Linked DNA regions of Homo sapiens: region 1 is linked to region 2. Evidence: chromatin contacts called from ENCODE Hi-C or POLR2A ChIA-PET data. All regions are on one chromosome and are shown on one strand. The core of a region is the stretch at or near the end of the contact, and the rest is flanking DNA. Distances in the headings are between cores, read along the strand shown. Region 1 holds the start of CHP1 (calcineurin like EF-hand protein 1). Region 2 holds the start of MGA (MAX dimerization protein MGA).

What was found. Hi-C counts contacts between places; a loop is a spot of excess contacts on that map. ChIA-PET counts read pairs that join two places held with the same protein, here RNA polymerase II (POLR2A). Pooled maps may share reads with other maps.
Region 1: a loop to region 2 is called in a map of B cell, with 26 times the contacts of the local background. The contact joins the promoter of CHP1 here to the promoter of MGA in region 2. A Hi-C loop is called at or near these places in 2 of 168 maps with a recorded cell type or tissue (B cell and CD8-positive, alpha-beta T cell), 6 of 37 single-sample maps with no recorded cell type and 14 of 50 pooled maps. POLR2A ChIA-PET finds 5 or more read pairs at or near these places in 1 of 52 experiments (CD4-positive, alpha-beta T cell).

Annotation. Positions count from the first base shown.
Region 1 is chr15:41,229,686-41,232,932 of GRCh38, reverse strand. It overlaps CHP1 (calcineurin like EF-hand protein 1), which reads right to left and starts at 1,665. Exons shown (of 7, transcript NM_007236.5): 1 at 1,484-1,665. The coding sequence starts at 1,550. It overlaps EXD1 (exonuclease 3'-5' domain containing 1), which reads left to right and starts at 2,176. Exons shown (of 12, transcript NM_001286441.2): 1 at 2,176-2,454. RefSeq lists enhancers at 1,822-1,881, 1,902-1,971 and a silencer at 2,092-2,151.
Region 2 is chr15:41,658,592-41,661,809 of GRCh38, reverse strand. MGA (MAX dimerization protein MGA) reads right to left here and starts at 1,405. Exons shown (of 24, transcript NM_001400225.1): 1 at 1,285-1,405.

The DNA of each region.
Region 1 (3,247 bases), core at 416-2,915, 430 kb after region 2:
CAGAAAGGGGTGGGGCTAGAAAACATCCCTTCCAACTTGAAAACTCCAGAAAGTTGAACTTGTCACAAAGCAGAGAACAGCACTTAAACAGGCCTGAAAAATTCTGTAGTTCCCCATAGCACTCCTCAGTACTATCTGCATATGGGCCGGAGTGAGTTACTGGTCATGTCATTATCAAAGACAAGTATGATGAAGAGACAGAGCTCAGGTGCTACATCCTTCATTAACTCAATAAGAATCATAAAGGTTTACTGAAAAGATAAAATATTGTATGCATCAATACAATTGTATCATACATTGCATTATCAAGGACTATTCAAAGTTATGATGGTATTTTACAGCGCTTCAGAATCCCGAGTCCTTTTGCTCCTTTGTTCAGACTAATGAGGAAGAGACTGGACTATAAAAAAAAAAATCAGTTCTGCAGGGCACGGTGGCTCACACCTGTAATCCCAGCACTTTGGGAGGCCGAGGTGGGTGGATCACTTGAGGTCAGGAGTTCGAGGCCAGCCGGGCCAACATAGTGAAACCCCATCTCTACCAAAAATACAAAAATTAGCCAAGCGTGGTGGCAGGCACCTGTACTCCCAGCTACCTGGGAGGCTGAGGCAGGAGAACTGCTTGAACCTGGGAGGCGGAAGTTGCAGTGTGCCGAGATCACGCCACTGCACTCCAGCCTGGTTGACAGAGGGAGACTCCGTTTCAAAAAAAAAAAAAAAAAAAATCAGTTCCTAGTACAAATTCACACGGAGATTTTTGGAGCACATCCAATTTCAATAGCGAATAAAAAAGTACACCAGCATAGTAGAAATCAATACATATATGAGATTAGGACAGCAAGTATCGTCGTGTAAGTAAAAAACTGGTGGTCACAGTATCCGTGTTTTTTCTCTAGAAGTTCAGATTGAAAGAAGTCTCACAATCCCAGACCCCTGATTGTTTAAAGGTCTCCAGGCATCGGGTCATGTCTCCCAAAGCCTTACTACACGGTCTTGCTTTCTGGGTGGTTTTCCCAATTTGTGACAAGAACTTGTTTGTAATTTCCCATAGTTGTCAGAGGTTTTAGGTCCTTACCCAGAAACGGATTTTCTACAGAATCCATCTCGAGTTCCTGAATTTGCTTCTCGGGCTTTACCTACTGTTCAGGATGCCTCTTCATAGGGAAGGGTGGTGCGAGGCAACAGAAAGGAAAGGAGTTCGGGGACTTTGATGGGCAGGGTGCAGAAAAGGGGGGCGTCGACGCTCTACGAGTGATCAAGAGTCCCGATTTTGAAGGGAAGGACAGCCCCACAGTAGCTAGAGCCCCGCTCCAGGAAGCTGCAGCTGGAAGAACAGGTCTTCCAGCTCTCGGTCCCCAAACCTGGAGGCTGCCCAGGACCCCCCAACCTCACAGGCACCCGAGCTCCAGACCTTAGCGACAGCCGCCCTTGGTTGTGAGGCCAGCCTGAGGCGCCCGGCGTTCCCACCCCCAACCCGAACTCACAGCCGGTCTCCTTCTTGATCTCCTCGAGCTCTTCGTCCCGCAGTAACGTGGAGGCCCGAGAACCCATCGCCGTGCCGGGAGCTCCTCCGGGAGCAGCGGCGCCAGAAGAGACGGCGACAGGAGGGAAGGAGGGAGGGAAGGAAGGGCTAGGGGTCAAGAAGGGAGAGGGCAGTGTTTCCACTGCGGACCCGGGAGGGAACCCAGGGGTGGTGCGCTGGGGAGGGCGGCCCCGAGGACCCGCCAATCAGGCGCGAGGCAGCGCCCGGCTCAGGAGCCAACGTCAGCGTTCGAGTTCCAGCCCCGAATGAATCAGCCCAGCTCCAGCCCAAGTCCTGCTGAAGACGGACCCCGCCCCCGGAACCGCAGCTGCCACCGGCCTTAAAGGGGCGATGCCACTCGGTCGCTAACGACGCAATTAAAAGGGCAACGTCATTGACCAACAGTTTTACAACAAACTAACCTGCGACAGGCAGCGTAGTCTACCTTTTCTCACAGGAATCGAACACTAGGAATCCTACTCGATAGGTGGCACGGATTGCGGAGAGAAACTTCGCGTGGGGGGGAACCCTAGGGTGTACCCTTCGGGGACTGCACGCGCTCTTCATCTTTCCTGGCTGCCGTCCTCCTCCCGGCCGCAGGGGGCGCTGGGGAGCCGGCCTCGGGGCCGCGTGCTGATTGGCTCCTCGGGAAACAGACGAGACTGGACGTTGGGCCGGGCGGGCGTCGCCTCTGCGGCGTGTGTCCCCGGCGTCGCGGACCTTTCTCCAGGTTTTCAGCCTGTGATTTGATAACCGCCGCCGGGTGGCGTGGAGCGTCCCGAGACTTCTTCCTTCATTGCAGCCCCTCTTCTTTTAGTTCTAGACTGAAGTTCGAGGAACGCACCACTTGGCTGAAATTAGGATCCAGATTTCCCAAACTTCCTTCGGAGGAAAAAGCCCTAACGATGGAGGACAGTGAATTCCTAGCTTATGGTCCGCCATTTATTTGAAGTTCCTTATTTTGTCTTAAAAATGAGAAATTTTGCATTTTATTCTCATGGTGTATTGTTTGTTTTGATTAAAAAGGTAGGCCTGGCACGGTGGCTCACGCCTGTAATCCCAGCACTTTGGGAGGCCGAGGTGGGCAGAACACCTGAGGTCGTGAGTTCGAGACCAGCCTGACCAATATGGAGAAACCCCATCTCTAATAAAAATACAAAATTATCCGGGTGTGGTGCCGCGTGCCTGTAATCCCAGCTACTCGGGAGGCTGAGGCAGGAGAATCGCTTGAACCCGGGAGGCGGAGGTTGCAGTGAGCCGAGATCGCGGCATTGCTCTCCAGCCTGGGTGACAGAGCAAGACTCCGTCTCAAAAAAAAAAAAAAAAAAAGGTAAAAGCCACCCGTTAAATTAGTGCCTACTCTCAGGTGAACCAGTTCTTACTGCTTCACCTGCCTTACCCCTTCACACCTGTTTGGTTAGAACACGTATAAGATAAGGAAGAACCGAATTCTGACTGCTGTTAGTACCCAAGTACCAGGATATTTTTGTCGTAGCAGGCTTTCCCAGGTCAACTTAAGTTACTAGTTTTAAGTGTTACCTAAGGCTTTACAGCTTAGCCTGAGGCCCCACACGTTCCCTGCAAGCTGAGGTTCTAGTTTGAAGAACTAGAGTTTTGTTTGTTTGTTGTTGTTGTTGTTGTTTGAGACGGAGTTTTTGCTCTTCTGCCCAGGCTGAAGTGCAAAGGCGCCATCTCAGCTCACCGAAACTTCCGCCTCCCGGGTTCA
Region 2 (3,218 bases), core at 156-2,655:
AGCCGTCACGCCGCCCCCAGGCACTTTCCCTGCAGCCTAGCCGCGGCATCGTGCCCAAAAAGAACGAACAGAGCAAGCAGTTGTTAACCAGGGACTCAGCCGCATAAGCCTGGCAAGCTCTACAACAACACGCGCGGGTGGGCTCGAGACTTCTCATGATCCACGTGTTTGCTCCGGCGAGGCGAACCTTGGGAAAGTTATCTTCCCAATAAAAGAGTGCACTTTGGTTTCTCGTGTTGGTCTGCCATCAGTAACCCCTCCTTTCAGACCTCATTTACCCGTTCCTGCTTCCACCCCGGCCAGAGAAAGAAGGCATTCCCAGGGTTCGAAAGGCAAGGCAAAAATCTGTACAGCAAGACACTACCACTTTTGCACTCCCGACCCAGTCTGAAACGATCCCTAGTTTCCCCATATTCTTCTGACACATAGATCCCTCAACTTTGGCTACTGGAGCTTTGGGGGGGCGGTGGGGGGGTGATGTTAATGTCCCAGATACCTTGCACTGAGGGCAGAGACCTACTTGACCATTTAACAGAAACGGGAAACCCCATAAACAGAACTAGGTAAAAGGCTGCCCCACAGAGGAATAAAGAAAATAACACCTGCTCTTCCCACCTGTTTTCCCCTCCCTCATTTCTGCACTTACACACCACCGGTCCTTTGTTTACCAAGTCCCCACTCCTACAGCTCACTTCCTCGCCCTCCTTTATTAAACTTGACGTCCTGCCTCAAACAATTTGGCCGGAAATTACTTGTTAGAAAAGACGTTTGCACAGGTGTCAAAACGCTGCGCCAAGTTCTCAGAAAAGCGACGCCGACACCGTTTCCCTTGGAGTTCTAGAACCACGAGACCTAGGCTCTAAACTGAAAAGCGCGTAAGCGTGGCTCTCGACCTAGAGCCCGGCGCCGGGCGAGAAGTCGTCACGCGGACCGTACCACGCGGAGCGGCACCCCACACACGCGAGGGCAGGGCCGAGCCATGGGCGCTTCTCACCCCTCCCGCCTCGTGGCCGCTCTCTCTGGCGTCGATGTTCCCAGTTAGGTAGCTGAGCGACGCGGAAGTGAGGCCGGGGACGCGCGCGAGGTGACATGCGCAGCCTCGCTCAGGGACCACAGGGGCGCGCCAAAGGCGGCCCTGCGCAAGGCCCGGCCTGGCGAGGGCGTGCGAAGCTCTCTCAGCGGAACGTTTCTCACGCCGTTCAAATACACAAGAGCTTCAAACTCTCGAAAAACTCCAATCGGGCCAGTACTAAGCGATGCCCTCCACCCAGGCCCGAGAGTTACCGTGCGGGGCGTGGCCGGCCTCACCCGGAGTCCTTCACATCCCGCTGGGGGCGGGTTATTCTGTTCGGTTCGCACACCGTGTGTCCGCTCCAGCTGAAGAGCCTGCGCGCGCGCACCGGACGTCCACGTCACCGCGCACGCGCTCCTACCCGCTCGGAGCCCGCCGCGCAGGCGCAAAAGGAGACGCGAGCAGCACCTCCCTGACCCCTCCCCCAACACCAGGAGTCCAAACGGCCCCAGAGCAGCAGCAAGACCCTTGGGACCCGCCCCCCGAGTGGAAGCCGCTGCTTTTCCGGGTCCCTGCAACCCAGAAAAGCCTACTGAAGGTTCTAGAACCAAGAAAGGCGAGGCAGGAGGGAGGCACCTAAACTCCTCAGGCTTGCACACGAAGCCTTCGTGGAAACTGTGAAACCAATGCCCGGCGGGCCTTTCTCAACTGTGCCTTTCACCCTTTCCCTAGGGCTCCTCGCCGGCTCCGCCCCGGCCGCGCCCAGCCCCACCCACACGGGGCTCCGCAGACCCCCAACCTCCACAAGCCCGTCAAATGAATCTGAGGTCTTCCACCCCGGAGTACCGGGGCTTGGACAGCTCCAGAGCATTGGGAAACCTTGAAGCCAAAGACCTTGAGAGACGGATGGTCGAGTTTACAACATCCACAACCGAAGACGACTAGGAAAATGGGGAGGAGACCGAAAGACTCAGTGCGCAGTTGGAAAGCGAAGAGTTGCCACTAAATTGCCGGATATAAAGATGAAAGATATCTTGATAAAACAGGGAAACGATGCAGGAGTGTGTTATCTAAGCTTTAGTGCCTTGATCCTGTGCATTCAATTTTTGTTTCTTCAAGACATTTAAGCTATGAGGTGCAAAGAAAGTATTAGTGAATATCTATTATGTGTCAGGCAGTTGCTGAAGTAAATCAATGGACAGTATTTCTCCTAACCTTCAAAAAGTAGTTTTCTTTCTCCTTCTCTACTCCTTACCAGCTGTTCTTTCTTCTGTGCTCCTGACACCAGTAAAAAGGAAGCGTAGTTTCTTAAAAGGCAAAAAAGAAGTAGGGAGTAGGAGAGCAGATTTTGTGGTCAATGATCCAAAACTGCCTTCTTTGATAAGAATTAGCAAGCACTGAGAACCTACTACGTGACATGCTATGTGACAATACAAAACACTATGAAGGAGAATGAGAAGACTAAGGAAGGAGTCAACAGAAGGAGGCTTATCCAACACTACTGATCTGACCTACTTTTTACTTAGGAAGGTCATATTTCTCTACACTTTGCTCTTCCTGAGGAGATATACAACAACATTGACAGAAACTGCTGGAATAGTCTGAACTAGAAAACGTGTAGGCTACTTTAGAGACTTCTGAAGGCATTCTGAAACCCCAAGTCAGGCACGGTCAGCAAGAGCATTCAAGATCCTAGGCAAAATTGAAAAGTAACAGTTTAACACCTTCCTCCTCTTCCCTGAACCCAAGAACTTCTTTCCTACAAGCTGCCCTGTCAGAATCTCCCACCTTACCAAGAATGCCTTCCTCTCAAGGATCTGAGGTTTCCTCATAAAAATTTTCCATTTTCTGGGGAAGAAGTAAATTTATGTTGATTTAGCATTAAAATATATGATCATAAGGTGTGAATGACTGGTTAACAACCATGCATCCCCAAAGAGACAAGTTAACCCAAATGATCTCTCTAACTGGGGGATCTGTGAGGACAACTTGGGAAGAAGGGGAATGGAGATTCTCTTTTGGTACTCCTTCCCTACACCAGGCAAACATATAACTAAATACTAGATACTTTAAAAAAACAAAACAAAAAAAAAACGCTGAACTTTGAAGATTCAGTACTACAGATCTCGGTGGGAGAGGAAAACTATCCATAGTTTTTCAAAGTGGAGTCCGCCTAACCTAGAGAGGTCGGGAGATGTCAAGAATC